2 separate regions of the Mus musculus genome follow, and region 2 is linked to region 1. The links are chromatin loops, found by intact Hi-C in ENCODE. Cell type or tissue: heart. All regions are shown on one strand. Each heading gives the region's core, and the rest is flanking DNA. Links, peaks and the distances in the headings are about the cores only.

Region 1 (7,611 bases), core at 1,534-6,533:
CTCATGCACCACACTCTCTATGTCCCCTCTAGGAGCCTGCTTTGCCTTAAGTCTGGTTGTAGGTCTAAAGGCAACTATTTTGAGGCTCTCAGGGACATCAGTATTGTCTTGCTTGGCATTTCCTTTAGAGATAGCCACTGCTGGTTTAATAGATAACAAAGGATTAATTTCCTCAGTGAAAGGTGAAAAAGGCAGTATTTCAAGGGGTGGGGCTGAGGGTACTACTTCCTCAGGTGAGATAAACACTTGAGAATCTGAAGATTCAAAGTTCTCAGATTCAATAGGGTCCTCCCACACATCTCCATCCCAAGTTATAGGATCCCATTCTTTACCAATTAATGCTCTTACTTTACCTGCTGACACTTTCCGAGGCTGGGACTTGAATTTTCCCTGTAACTCGGCTAACCGAATAATGAGAGCTTCAGTTTGGTTTTCCATAAACTGAGCTTTGTGGCTGCTGGAGAGAAGATTCTTTTCCAGGGCACACTTAGAAACCTTTAGATTGTTTATGAGCATCTGAAGATGGTCAATTTTATCATTAAGTTCTTTGTTGTCCTTCACCATATTCTGCAGTTGGTTAATTTTATCCCGGAGCTCATTCCTATCCTTTATCAGTTTATCCAGAGATGCTAAAAGCAACCAACCAGCAGCATCATTTTCCTTATTTTCCCCCAAACTGTCAAAAGTTTCATATACAGGGTCACCTAATCCATTGTCGCTCACAATTGGTGAGCCAGGATAATCAAATTCATTTATCTCTTTAAGTTTGTAATACAGTTCATACCATGGGCCTTCAGTACTCTCCAAGCTCCCAGGAGAGGGGGTGACTGGAGAGACTTCAGTAGCTGAAGGTGCCGGCGAATTGAAATGCCTATTCCAGATACTTAAAAGATTCATCCTTATACTTCTGCTTCTCTAGAACCACTTCTGGTACCAAAATCTGTATTAGTCAGGGTTCTTTAGAGTCACAGAACTTATGGAATCAATCTCTCTCTCCTTCCTCTGTAGTCCAGCTAATCCAACAATAAAAAGTCTAAAAATCTAGTGGTTGCTCAGTCCCACAAGGCTGCATGTCTCAGGTGGTCTTCAGTATATGCTGCAATCCAGAAGTAGGTTGTAATACCAGTGAGGGAATGGATGTGCTAGCAAGGCAAGAGCAGATAGACAAAGAGTAAAAGCTTCCTTCTTTTACGTCCTTATACAGACATCCAGCTGAAAGTATGGCTCATATGTTCACAAAAGACATCTCTTAAGATTTGGATTAAAGACTTGTGTCTTCCCACCTCGAGATTGAGATTAAAAATGTGTGTCTTCCTACCTCAAAGGTCTGGACTAGAAGTGGATTCATCCACTTTAAGCAGACAATCTCTCACAGGTGTGCTCTTCTCCATTTCTGGGTTGTAGGTGATTCCAGATATAGTCAAGTTGACAACGAAGAATAGTCATCACAGTCCTGAAAACTATAGAAGGGAGTTATCAAACATCATTTTCAAGTGTTTATTTTGAATAGTGTAACTGTGTGTGACAACTATGACAGCTCCAAAATCATTCCAATGAATCCTTTTGTATATGTGTATTCTGGAGCATAACTAACTTGTTTTAAAGCAGATCCCCACGCCACGGATCAGTCAGATATACAGGAATCCAGGCATGATCAGCGCAGTAAGAGGAACTGTGGTGAATGGCTCAGAATTAAAAGTACACACCACTTTCCTTAGATAGCTGGCTGGAGAGTTCACACTAGTATGGTCTCATCTTAACCCAATCACATCTGTGAAGACTCCACAATATTTCCAAATGAGTTCACATGTATAGGTACCAAGAGTTAGGATGGGAATGTATCCACTTGGAGATGTATTTCAACTCACAACAGGGAAAAAGAGACTTCCTCATTTTACAAGTTCTTATTGGCTTTCATTTTGGTAAAGTAGAGGATGGGAAATGTGGGGTCTTTTTTTGTTTGTTTGAAGTGAAGTAATCATGAAACATGTATTTATAGAGTTTCCCATGCAACTGACTTTCTGAGGGACATTTGGGAAAATGTATGTTGGCTGAGTGAGGAAGATGTGGAACCTATCTCTTTGTTTCTGGATATGGGGCGCTAATCTCAGATACTGCATCCTAAGGACACACCACCTATGTTCAAAGACAGTTGCCAGGGCTGCTGTGCAGAGAGGGGCCTACATGGCACTTGGAGGACTAATTCACATAATAAAAGGGGCAATATTGGAGCATCTGACTTGAATCCACACCACAGACAAGGATAGATCTCAATAGGTTGATGAAGTATGTTCTGTTGTCAAAATACCAATCCTTTGTAACAATTTTCTAGCAGGTGACATTAACATGTTTTAAGGAAGAGATACCTTTTTTAAAGTTAGCATAAAGATGACAGAATGTTGAGTGGAAGAAGTCACTGTCATGATCCTTTGGAATAGCCTATGTGAAAGAGGACTGGTTCAACTGTGGATTTATTAGGCCTCTCGATTACAAATAATGGAAAGCTAACTTCAATGACTAAATCCAAAAGGGGGATATGGAAGTAGTTACGACTTGGGAATGTTCTAGATCCAGGGACCATGTAGTTCAAAATACAATTGTTAGGTGCCACACAATTGGTAGGTTAGAGGCTTATCAGCTAGCAGAAACACTGACCTCTTTTGGATCCTAGCGTTAAGATCCCCAGAGAGGAGTGTTCAGATTTGCTTTGATCTGGTCAACCAAATGGTGTGTGACCTGGGTGTGTGGGATAAAAACCATACAACTAAGTGATGTTGGCAGGAGGTAATGGTTACACATCTTTACAAGAGAGCATTGCAAAGAGTACCAGAGGCAGAAAATGGCTTGTTAACCTGTCATCCTGTCAGATGACAGGAGTGAAATGAGATTGTAGGTCACTAAACCCAAGTGTTCTTCATAACACTACACTACCTCCCTCTCAACTGAAAGCAGTGATATTTTGATACAATTTCCTATTTCAAGGAAAAAAATCGTAACAAAAATCGAATCGGAAAATCCGTCATGTCTTCTAGAAGGGGCAAACGGAAGCATGAACAGTGACAACAAACCAGAGCCGCTATGCACGGAATAAAATCTTTCCCTAGGGACCTGGGGTGACACCAAGTAATTAATTGCTCTGGAATAGTGGAGAAATCTGCGTGGGAAAAGAGAGAGGAGATGGCAGAGAGTCTGACAATTTCCACTTCACCGAGACTTTGTGGACTCGCAGCCGCCCTCTGATTTGATGAACAAGTTGTTTGTTCCACTCTTCAGAGGACGACCCCGGATTCCAGGGGCGAGACTCCCGCAACTCACCGAGTTTGTTCCACAGACACCCAACAGCGAGGGATGAGGGAAAGCGGCTGACGTGACGCTTCCCAAGGGTCCCTAGGGCGTCGCCTCGAACCCCTTGTGGCTCTTCCAGGAAGGAGAGCGAACACTTTGGGGCGAGCAGTCGCTCAGTCCCTCAGGTTAGAGTTAGGATCTTGAGTCCGTCCGGCATCCTCGGCGCTTGGCGCTGCGAGTTGGAGCTCCTAGAAAGAGAACGGACTCGTTTGCATCTCCCCGAGGACTCAGCGAAGTCCTCGTCGGTCGCCGGGATGCCCAGCGCAGCGCTCCGTTAAACAAACAGACAAACAAACAAGCAAACAAACAAACAAACAGCGCTCCCTGGGGACCAAGCGTGCTGAGGAACGCCACACCCCTCACATTTATTCCCCACCCCCGGCACTGCCCTCCGCGTGACGTCAGGACCAATCCCTTCACTGCGTTCCCGGTCAAGTTCCAACTCTGGCATCTCGCGAGAGTTTTGTTTTCCTTCACCCTAGTCTCGGACCTGCGCGCGACACGTCGGGCGCCTTGGCACCTGCGGTTTGATTAGTCTCCATCAGTCTTAAGGTTGCAGCCTGGCCGCCCGCGTCTTTTGCCTTCGGCCGCTAAGATCTCGCGAGATTTCCCGGGGCTGCCCACGCCGCGCCTGCGCAGAGCTCTTCAAAGCAGAAGGTCGCTCTTGGGAGGAAGTGGCCTTTTGCGTCCCGTGCCCGGAGCGCCGTTACTACTTTCTCGAAGCTCTCCTCGGCTCCCTTGCCGGGACACTCTGCCGCTAAGATGCCCCGGATTATGATCAAAGGGGGAGTGTGGAGGAACACGGAGGTGAGGCAGCTTTTCCCGCCGTCCGCAGCCCTCCGCCGGCTCTGGTAGCGTGTGCGCACGCGCGGGGAAGCTCCGGGAGCCGTGGCTGTCCCGCGGGGGTCTGCGGTGCGGGGCGGCGACTGCGCGGACCCCGGGGACCCTCGCGGTGCATGGGTGCGGGCTCGGGTCACCTGGCTCACCCCGGGGGCGAGGTCGCGACTTGTCGCCCGGCGCTCCTCGCTTGGCATTTGCTAGGCCCTTGATCACTTATTTGATCAGTTAGGGACGCGCCCCCTCGGTGTCTTCTGCAGCCCGGTGGCCGCCGACCGGACCTCCCCCGGAGCCTGGTGTTTCTCCAGCTCCTTTCGATCTCAGCTCGTGCACAGCGCTTCGCTCTGTTAGAAGCCGTTGTGGCTGCAACTTTGTTTTTTCCGTGACTTCTTTACAGCCGGACAGGCTGCCCGTTTACGTCTGCACCTCTCTGCTTATCTTAGGACCTGGGTCCTTTCTCTTACCTTTCCAGTCACGCCACCCTTGCCGGGATAGAAGCCAGTTAGGACAAACTTACCTACGGTGGTGTTTGCGTCCAGAAATGTTGTAGATTATGTCACGGTGAGCGGAACAGCAGAAGGAAGGAAGTAAAATAGAAATTAAGTTAACGTGCATTTAATCGAGTGCGCCGAATGTATGAGCACCTTTCCGTCTGTCTTGTGCGTTCTTGAGATAGCTCCTTATTGCTTTGGCATCTTTCTGAACATGCTCCAAACTTAGCTGAGAACACTTCTTAGAGTCCTCCTGGCCCATTCGTTGGTCGTCCCGTTGAGAGTTAGTTGTTTAGTGGTTTGGTGGCACCTATTTTTCATTTACTACAGCTTTGTTTTCACAAGCACTTTTGTGTGGCTCCGGCTGAGTTACTTCTGAGAGCCTCAGATTACTCATTTTTATAAGACAAATAAATAATTGTATTTAAGCTCTTGAAACGAGTTGCCAGTTTGGAACATTGTGAACGCAGCTGGGTACATTAGTAGGCTTTCAGTAAAAAAAATGAGTTGCTGTTGTCTTCATCAGACAGCAGTATAGTAGGACCAGGCTTTGGCATTCTAGTATGAAGCAGGTTTCTTGGTGATGTTTGGGAATGAATCTTGTAGGATAGGTACCTGTTGTATGTATTTGGTTGAAGATGCGTTGAAGTTTTGAAAAACTTTACCAAAGTTACAAATGGAGGCACTGAAAAGGGACTTGCATGCACTAAGACAATTTAAACTAGAAGAGTTGGCTTCTGAGGAAGAAGCAGAGTCACAAAATCAAGTAACATCAGGATTCCTCTATAATGGCCAAAACCCAGCAGAGTGTGTGTGTGTGTCTGTGTGTCGATGTCTGTCTGTCTGAGATAGGGTCTTATGTAGCTTAGATTGACTTTGAACTTGCTATGTAGATGAGAGTGACCCTTAACATCTGATCCTCCTGCTTCTACCTCTCCTGTTCTGGCATAAGAGGTGTGTACTGTCATGTGTAAAGTCTTATGGGAATCTAATCCAGGACTTAAAGTATGCTAGGTGGGTATGCTACCAGTTAGCAGTGGGAGAGAAGATGGAGTGGAGGGTTTTATGTAGAAGACAGGCAATTCAAGTTCATTGTAGAAAAAGCCTAAAAGTAAAGTGCTCAAGTGCATTCATCTATGACTCTTAGGTCTGTGAGCTCGCGTGGCAGGATGTCTGGGGATTGGGCTATACTTTGGGTACTCTGGTGAAATGGTTTTTAGAGATTGGAGTAGGTAGACAGGGCGCTGACTGATGAGGTAGAGGAGCTGTGGATCCTGGGCTGTTGTGAGTAGGATGCCTGCCAGAGAGGAACTGTGTTGAACCAGAGTCTCAAGTTTCTTCTTTGATTCTCTCTCCAGAAGTATAGAAGACCTGCTTCAAGGTAGATAGTCAGGAAATTTTTTGTTCTTGTTTTGAGAAAATATATAAATGTATGTGAACTTTGTGAGGAGAATGGCAGGTACATGCCAGTGAATAATTTTGTCTGTCATAAAGTAGTGTTTTTAACATTGACTTTTTCCACCTCCAGTTTGTTGAGGGCCAGGTAAGATGTCCTTTTTTTCTGTTTTTTTTTTTTTTTTTTTTTTTTCTGTGGCTGGTGAGCCAGCAGTTAAGAGCACTGACTGTTCTTCTGAAGGTCCTGAGTTAATATCTCAGCCAACCACATGATGGCTCAAAACCACCTGTAATGAGATCTGATGTCCTCTTCTGGTGTGTCTGAAGACAGCTACAGTATACTTATGTTTAATAATAAATAAATCTTTGGGCAGTAGCGAGTAGGGGCCTGAGTGAGCAGAGGTCCTGAGTTCAGTTCCCAGCAACCATATGATGGCTCACAACCATCTACAGCTACAGTGTATTCATATACGTAAAATAAATAAATAAATAAATAAATCCTTTTTTTATTACATATTTTCTTTATTTACATTTCAAATGCTATCCCAAAAGTTCCCTATACCCTCCCTCCCACCCTGCTCCCCTACCCACCCACTCCCATTTCTTGGCCCTGGCATTCCCCTGTACTGGGGCATATAAAGTTTGCAAGACCAAACTGGGTCTCTCTTCCCAATGATGGCCAACTAGGCCATTGCCGCAGACCCTCTGGGCCCCTTTGTCTGTGTGGAACGGGTCTCCAGTCTCGGGTGGGCAAAGCGTCGTATGGAATGACAGACAGATGCACACAGGAGACGTTGTGTAGAATCTGAATGTAATTTGTCAAATCGAGCATCAAACTTTTTATACAGAAGAAAATAGGGAAGTTGGGTGACACACCAGCAAGGGCCCTGTGTTCCATCCTATAGATGACTGTGAACATCCACTTCTGTATTTGCCAGACACTGGCATAGCCTCACCCGACACAGCTATATCAGGGTCTTTACAGCAAAATCTTGCTGGCATGTGCAATAGTGTCTGGGTTTGGTGGCTGATTATGGGATGAATCCCTGGGTTGGGTAGTCTCTGGATAGTCCATCCTTTCGTCTTAGCTCCAAACTTTGTCTCTGTAACACCTTCCATGGGTGTTTTGTTCCCTATTCTAAGGAGGAATGAAGTATCCACACTTTGGTCTTCGTTCTTTTTGATTTTCTTCTGTTTTGCACCTTGTATCTTGAGTATTCTAAGTTTCTGGGCTAATATCCACTTATCAGTGAGTGCATATCATGTGAGTTCTTTTGTGAGTGGGTTACCTCACTAAGGATCCATCCATTTGCCCAAGAATTTCATAAATTCATTGTTTTTAATAGCTGAGGAGTACTCCATTGTGTAAATGTACCACATTTTTTGTACCCATTCCTCTGTTGAGGGACATCTGGGTTCTTTCTAGCTTCTGGCTATTATAAATAAGGCTGCTATGAACATAGTGGAGCATGTGTCCTTCTTACCAATTGGAACATATGCCCAGGAGAGGTATTGCTGGATCTTCTGGTAGTACTATGTCCAA
Region 2 (7,611 bases), core at 1,043-6,042, 73 kb before region 1:
TCAGCCTTGGAGAATGGTGTTGGGGTCTGAACTCTCTTCAGAGTCCTGCCATGCTCCTGACTGTGAAGTTAATAAATCTTTTAATAACTCTTTTACCCAAATAGACGATCTGCCTCAGTGTCCACTTAAGCCCCAAGCCCAGAACCTTTCATAAGGGACACATGCACATTTTGAATGGATGTGGGGAAGAGTGAGGGGCATCAGGCAGCAGTATACTTGATACCCTGGGGTCCTTGGTCTGTACCGTCTACCACATGTTGGGAATACTCTTAAGTTTTCAACAATACCAGGGGAGGAGGGGCTGGGGAGATGGCTCGGCTAGTAGAGTGTTTACCTCATAAGCACCAGGACCCAACGTTGACCTCTGCAACCCACGTACAATTGCTGGCACAGTGGCATATGCTTATAATGCCAATACCGGACACACACACACACCTGGAAAACTAACAAAACAATGGAGTTGAGGCAGAAGGGAGCTTACCTGGTGTATGGCGTCGAGCAGTGGAGAGAAGAGGTCGGTGTCGTAGGTGGAACGTTTGCCTTGCAGGACGGCCACCAGCCTTTCCAGGCCCATTCCTGTGTCTACATGTCGCTGCGGCAGCAGCTGCAGGCTTCCATCTGCCTCTCTGGCCAGGAAAAGTGCGAAAGGTGAGGCCAACTGAGTCTGGCAGGTCTGAGGCAGGTGCTCGAGTTCAGCAGAAACCTGATAACCCACGGCGTGAGAGTAGCAGGGACCTGAGGGCAGATGGACCTAGACATGCCCGCTAAGACAGAGTCTTTGTCTTTAGAGAGACCTGCCAAGCAAGATACGCTAGAAGAAAACCATAGGAATCCCCAAGCTTAACTCCACTGTATGACAGGAGGCCAGAGAGCATCAGTAACTAACTAGTCCAGGCTGTCATGGACAAGGACGAAAATTAGATCAGTTTTTCTTTTTAAAAAACATTTAAATTAAGCCAACAACTAATGGTAGCCATGGCCACCATTACCTGTAGTGTTGCATGAAGACCAGATTCCAAAGCTCTACCAGCTGGGGGCTTCCCACGCCCCCAGCCAGGTCATAGTGGATCTCAGTACAAGGCCCACAAGGCCCAGTGTCTCCCATCTCCCAGAAGTTCTCTTGTGGTCCGAAGGAGAGCACACGGCTGGCAGGCACTCTGGGGGAGAGAGCCATATAAGTGGTGGGAGACTGGCATGTTCAGAAGCTGGCAACCTCTCCCTCCCTGCCTCCTGCTATGACAACCTCTCACCCAAGTCCAGCTCAGGAAGAAGGGTCCTAGGGCTGAGTGACATACAGGACGCTGGCACATACCGAACTCATGAGGGTTTGTACTGACTGTCTGCTTTCCACTCTTCCCATTGCCAGTGAGGGACAGAAGAAGGGGCCTGACTTACCCCAAGCTTAGCCAGATGTCTCTGGTCTCCAGGTCTGGGTCCAGTCCTGTCTGGGAGTCACCACTGAAGTAGGAGACCCACAACCTGTCCTCAGGGATCCCGTAGACTTGAGTCAGAAGTTCCCAGGCCATGCTACAAGCTTCCTCCTGTAGGCAAAACCACCACGGGGGGTGGAGAGATGTGACATTGGGGCCACCCAAGATCATGAGGCCAAGACAAAAACCATTCCCACTACCCACCCTAGTTTCAGATCAAGCCATGTCCATTTCTGCCTTGAGTTTTTCCTGTCCCCATTCTTACAAGCCTACCTTCTTTCCAGACCCAGATGAATTCTATCTTCTCCTTAAGCCTCTCAACCCACACACCCTGACCTGGGGACTTCATGTCCAATGACAATCTCAATACAGCTGCCTGGCTATCTGCTCAGCTAACTTTTAAATAGCCATTAAGCAGGAGACAACCCCTTCCTTCAATCAGCGAAGTGAGGCATATTCTTTCCTATTGGATGTCGTGTGTGTATGTGTGTGCCCGTGCCCGTGTATGTGTGGTGTACACACCTGTAACATGTGGACATGTGCTTGTGAAAGTCAAAGGACAACTATGGGTGACTGTACTTAGGAGCTAATTTTTGTTTAAAACAGGGTCTCTCATTAGCTTGGGACTTTGATGTTGGCCAGACTAGCTTGTCTGTGAACTTCTTCAGGGATCTGTTTCCATCTCCCATCTGGCCATTCCAGCATCATAGGCACACACCGTTAGCCCGCACTTTAAATTCGAGTTCTGGGGAATCCACAAGCACTTTACCAACCCAGTCATCTTTCTGTCTCCCCTATAACACACTGTGTTTAGCTCTTGGTCACAACATCCAGCACTCAGGGTTCAAAGACTTTAACTCTAGAGCTCCCTGGAAACTCACCTTAAAATATTCACCCCCGAAAGCCCAGTTGCCAAGCATCTCGAAAAACGTATGATGAGAGAGATCACGCCCCACATCCTCCAGGTCGTTATGGCGTCCTCCAGCCCTGACACACTTCTGGCTATTAACTACACGTCGGAAGCCTGCCATCTCACTTCGTGGATCCACTGTGCCCAGGAAGATGGGCTTGAACTAGAAGCACATAAAAGTCAGGAAGGGTAGAGAAGAGGTAAATGAACTTAAACAAGAGACTCTGCCTAGTAAAAAGTAGTAAAATTTACAGATAAGGGAAGTGGTTGGACAGAATCAAAGCTTCAAGAATATTACCAAGCACCTAGCAGGAGTGCAATAAATGTCTACTCAATGGATGAATTTTATTTATTTAAATAGTCTTCCACTCAGAGCCTGCCCCTCAGGACTTCACAGCTGCTATCCAGAGATAATAAACTTAATTTCTCCCCACAAGTTTCCAAGCTAATTCCCCAAGACCTAACCAGGCCCCCACCCCATTTTACCCAGCCTCTCTTCCACTCAGAGTTCCGCCCCTCACTTTTTTGGTCCAATCCTGAAGCGCTTTTCTCAGGCTGACTCCCGAGCTCCGCCCCCGATCGGTGTGGCCCCGCCCCTACCTGGTTCATGCCTGCATTGACGAAAAGCAGGCTGGGGTCGCCGCGCGGCCTCACGGTAGCGGAGGGCACGAGCCGGTGGCCGTGGCGATCTCGGAAGAAGCTCAGGAAGGCGTCCCGCACGGCCGCTCCGTGGGGTGGACCGGGCTCGGTTGAGAAAGGCTGCCATGGGCACGACCTCCCAATGGCTCGCCGCAGCTTACCGGCTGCGGCAGCCAACGCCACCGCCATCTTAGCTCCGGGCAACGGCTTCGCGGGGTCAAAGAGTGACGTTCGAAAGGACGCCTAGTGTTTCCTACAGCGGCCCCTGGCGGGTGGAAGACTTGGGGGGGGGGCAAGTCTCAGCTTCTAGTGAAAGTGTTTCCCCAAGAAGGGGACTTCTTCCCCTGGCGAGCGGCTCAGCATACCGTAACTTTGCATAGAGTAGGCCCTTAATTCATCCAGGATTGAACAGATAATTATAAAAAGATCATTACATGCTAGGCTGTATTTTGAACGTTAGTAGCAATATTAACACAATGCCTCTGCTTCCAAAATCTGTATTCTGGCAGTAATGGTTGTTGTGCTATTGATTTTGTGGAGTTGCAAAGGAACAGGTGTGGGTGCAATTCGGTGCGTGGACCGTGTGGTTTGTGCTGATCCAGGCTGAAGAGTGCCAAGGGATCGTGAGTATTCAAGAGGTGGTCAAGAACCCTGCGTAAGTGCCAGGCACTGCTCTAAGACCTTGCCAGGTCCTCTTCTGCCCTCGGTTTGCAGAGCCACTTTGTCCTTAGGGACTGAAGCAGGTTCTTTGGAGCAGGAGTCTGGTGGAGACACAGAAGCCAGACTGCATCTGCTCCATTATTAATTGCTTAATGACATTTGGTCTTTTAATTTGCTTGGGGATGAGAGAATCCAGGTCGACAGGTCAGGACAAAGCTGTTGGCTGAGAGCTGTGGCGATGGCTTTCCATGAGCCTCCCAGGGCCCTGAGGCTTTGAATTTTGCTGAGAGAAAAGAGATACCTGTCCTGGCAGGCCCAGTCCCCTTGACTTCCTTTCTATGGTAACAGACCTTGTGGGTGCAGCTAGACAGCTCAAGGACTTCTCATGATGACCTTGCTTGACCTTTAGTCTGGGAAAGTTAGCAGATCTAGGAAGAGAAAGGGATTTGCCAAGTTTAAGACCCAACAGAGCAGTGGTTCTCACCCTGTGGGTTGCAACCACATAGGGTTGCATATCATTCATTTACATTACGATTTGTAACAATAGCAAAATTACAGTTATGAAGTAGCAATGAAATAATTCTATGGTTAGGGGCCATCACAACATGAGGAACTGTTTTAAAGGGTTGAAGCATTAGGAAGGTTGAGAGCCACTGCACTAGAGGTTACAGAACTGAGGTCTTTGTGGTCAGAAGGACAGCCTTGGCCACCCAGGGGGCTCTTTTGGCCACCAGTCTTTGTGTGTTATTTGGGTCTTTTGAACTTTTGAAGCACAGCTTCTTTTCGGGGAATACATAGTCTATTTTGGACTTGAGTTTCTATAGCAATAGTGAATTCTGACAAGCCTGTATATCTATCCCGTGATCCTCTGCCTTCTCTTTTCCATGTAGGTTAAAGGTGTTGTTCTGCCTCTTTTGGTTTCCTCCAGGGTGTTTGGAACAGAAACCTGAAGCCAGATGGGGATTTTTGAGATTGGTGACCTTGAGAAAACACTGAAATTCTTTAACTAACTGCGATGAGCCCGTTTTCCCAGCTAGAGGAGAAGGAGATCCTCTGCCCTTGTGTTATAGTAGCGAATCTGTACTTTAGACTAACTCAAAAGCAGCACATAGTGGCTTTCACACTTACGCCCAGCACTTGGGAAGGAGAGGCAGGTGGCTCTCTGTGAATTTGAAGGCAGCCTGAACTACAGAGTGCAAGACAGCCAGGCCTACTCAGAGACCCTGTCAGGAAGAAGAAGAAGAAGGAGGAGGAGGAGGAGGAGGAGGAGGAGGAGAAGGAGAAGGAGAAGAAGAAGCAAAAGGACTGGGTACAGAAATGGCTGGGTTATATAGGGAAGGGTAGTTGGGGGAAGGGTAGCCCAGCCCCTGGGCTGGAGAAGTTTAGGATAGGGGGCAGGGGGCAGGATATGCTGGCCATATCCTGTAACAGATAGGGACTAAGGGATGCTGGGAGAACTTTGATCCATTAAATAGGCACCTTAGTTAGTTCTCTGTCCTGGATTGGAGAGCTAACAGTTGGGCTTTGCCTAGCATCTGTGAGGCCCTGCGTTCATCCACCAGAACTACATAAGCTGGACGTTGTGACGAGCACCTGTAACCCCAGCACTCCAGATGAAGATGCGGGAGGATGGGAGCAAGTTCAAGGTCATCCTGAGCTAGAGAGAGAGCTTGAGGCCAGCCTGGGAGAACTAGCCTCTTTCAAGAAGCAGCAAAATGTCGTTTTATTGAAATAAGACAAGACTAGAGTGTCAGTGGAGTGGGCAAAGGGCTCCTCATACAACTGTGAAGATTCGAGTTCAAATCCCCAGGCAGGCCTGTTCACCTTTTCAATGTTCCTACAGTGAGGCAGGAGGTGTTTCCAGAAAGAAGGAAGCACGTGGGCCAACCAGGGTGGTGATTGCAGCGAATTGTAGTGATGGCCAGCAAATTACCATGTTTCAGAGGTGGGAGGCGAGGACCAGCACCCTAGGGTGTCCTCACACCCCACACTTGTGCCTGTACATCCATCACATACACAAGAAAAGCACACCCACAGGAAGTGGACAAAGCTTTTAGCATATTCACCGCCATTTCTAAAATCACCCCCCAGCACACTGGGACTACCTTAGAAAACAATCTTGCGTTCTTTGATCCTTATTCCCCAGTCCTTTGGTCCTTCCTAGCCTCAGGAAACCATTAATCAGTTTTTTGTTTTTATATAGATTTGCCTATTGTGGACATTTCCACCAATAGCTTCAATTGTATGTGGTCTTTTGTGAATGGCTTCTTTATTATTTTAAAAATTATGGGCACACACACACACACACACATGTAGGGAGAGGCAGAGAGAGAGGAGAGACAGAGGCAGAGAGAGACAGAGGCAGAGAGAGACAGAGAATTTGTTCAGGTGCCTGGTGAGGTCAGAGGTGTTGAATCCCCTGGAGCTGGAGGAGGTACAGGCAGTCTCGAGCCACCTGATGTGGGCGCTGGCAACAGAATTCTGGTCTTCCTGAAAAAGCACATGTAAGGGCTAAAGTTAACCTGGAAGCCACACTTGCCCAAGGACAGATAGCTTCCTGAAATGCTGGGGCCTGTCTGTTGTTCATGTGAGATAACAAGTCACAGTTTTTACTTCATTAAACAAGACTGGTTGCCACAACTGCAAGGTCGTGCTTAATTCCATGTAGTCAGGGAGCAGCCTAGGCAGGAAGCACATCAGGATGTGTGCTTAGCCCTGATTGGACAAAAGCAGGAAGTACCAAAGGCTGTGGGTTCCTACCTTTAGAGGCATCTGACTGATCTGATTTGGCTCTGTTTCTTTGGGAATCCCAGATACAGAAACAGCCAGCGTCCACCTTCCTGGCCAGTATTCAATAAAGCTTGCTTTAATCGGATCATTGTGGAACTGGTCTTTCTCTTCTCAGTACTCAGATTTAACACACATTCCTAATTGCTGAGCCATCTCTCAGCCCCTGCAGCTGGCCTCTTTCATTTAATGTTTTGAAGATTCATTCATGGGAGAGAGAGAGAGAGAGAGACAGAGAGAGAGAGAGAGAGAGAGAGAGAGAGAGAGAGAGAGAGAGAGAGAGAGAGAGAGAGAAATAAAAAGGGAAGGAAAGGCCATGACTGCTTCTAGGTATGATGGAGGAGAACGTTTATTGTAGATATGTGGGGGAGAGCACAGCCAGAGGCAGACACATCTGGGAAGTGGTCCTGACCCTCAACCATGTGGGGAGATGGGGAGGGGAAGGGAGCGAGGGGAACCAAGTACAGCAGCCAGGAGGCCAAAGGTACAGAAGAGGCAGCTAACCAAAATGTCTGCATTCTGTAGGGAGGAACATCTGTGGGATGGACAGCCCAGCCCCTGGGCTGGTGAGTTCAGGGTGGAGGGCAGGATATGCCAGCTATACTTGGTAACAGGTAAGAATTGAGGGATGCCGGGAGAGCCCGGAGGCCAGGTCCACTCTGAATAAATAGGCACCTCCGCTGCTTGTCCTGGGCTGTTTGAAACTGAACCTGGGGACCATGTATCATGGATCTTAGAAATGCATTTCTTTTTTTAGTTGTTTTTATTAGAAGTAAGGTTTCCCCTCTTATTATTTGCCCTCGCTGTTAAAAAGTGATCATTTTCTTTGCATGTGGTGTTCTACATGAAGCAAAGAGGTTTGGGCTGGGGCTGGGAATGCAATCGTTTTGATGTGGCACAGTCACCTGATGAAGACATTAACCCGAAGGTCTGTACCTTCCCAAGATAGCCAGAGGTGGAAAGAGCTTGTCAGACAGGAAGTTACCAACCTGGGACGGTCTTTCAGGAGAACTGCTTAGCTGCCTTGGTATTTGGAGGAATTTCACCTTGTGGTTTAAAATGCAAATGCTGGCAGTTTTTTGCTTATCCCTCTGCAGGGCTTTGGTGAGCACTGCCCTAGGGCTGCCTACATGATTAGTAAAGAATGGGGTTTTCTCTTCTCAAGGGGCTTCTCTTCTGTCTCCA

What was found. Peaks named below come from ENCODE experiments on the same cell type or tissue, not always from the same donor. Only the 100,000 strongest peaks of a DNase experiment are listed, where the experiment ranks them.
Region 2: it touches region 1 in a loop (5-fold over the local background); 1 of 42 quality-filtered maps calls a loop at or near these places.

The regions. Positions count from the first base shown.
Region 1 is chr17:45,429,932-45,437,542 of GRCm38, reverse strand. Cdc5l (cell division cycle 5-like (S. pombe)) reads left to right here and starts at 3,836. Exons shown (of 16, transcript NM_152810.2): 1 at 3,836-4,152. The coding sequence starts at 4,108. B230354K17Rik (RIKEN cDNA B230354K17 gene) reads right to left here and starts at 3,712. Exons shown (of 3, transcript NR_130961.1): 1 at 3,316-3,712; 2 at 1,319-1,460. In heart, for the core only: a CTCF peak has its summit at 3,675; a DNase peak (open chromatin) is centred at 3,832; H3K4me3 peaks cover 3,522 bases; H3K27ac peaks cover 1,972 bases.
Region 2 is chr17:45,502,411-45,510,021 of GRCm38, reverse strand. It overlaps Aars2 (alanyl-tRNA synthetase 2, mitochondrial), which reads right to left and starts at 3,181. Exons shown (of 22, transcript NM_198608.2): 1 at 2,941-3,181; 2 at 2,312-2,503; 3 at 1,396-1,541; 4 at 990-1,157; 5 at 482-626. The coding sequence starts at 3,168. In heart, for the core only: a CTCF peak has its summit at 3,239; DNase peaks (open chromatin) are centred at 2,931 and 3,051; H3K4me3 peaks cover 1,240 bases; H3K27ac peaks cover 1,141 bases.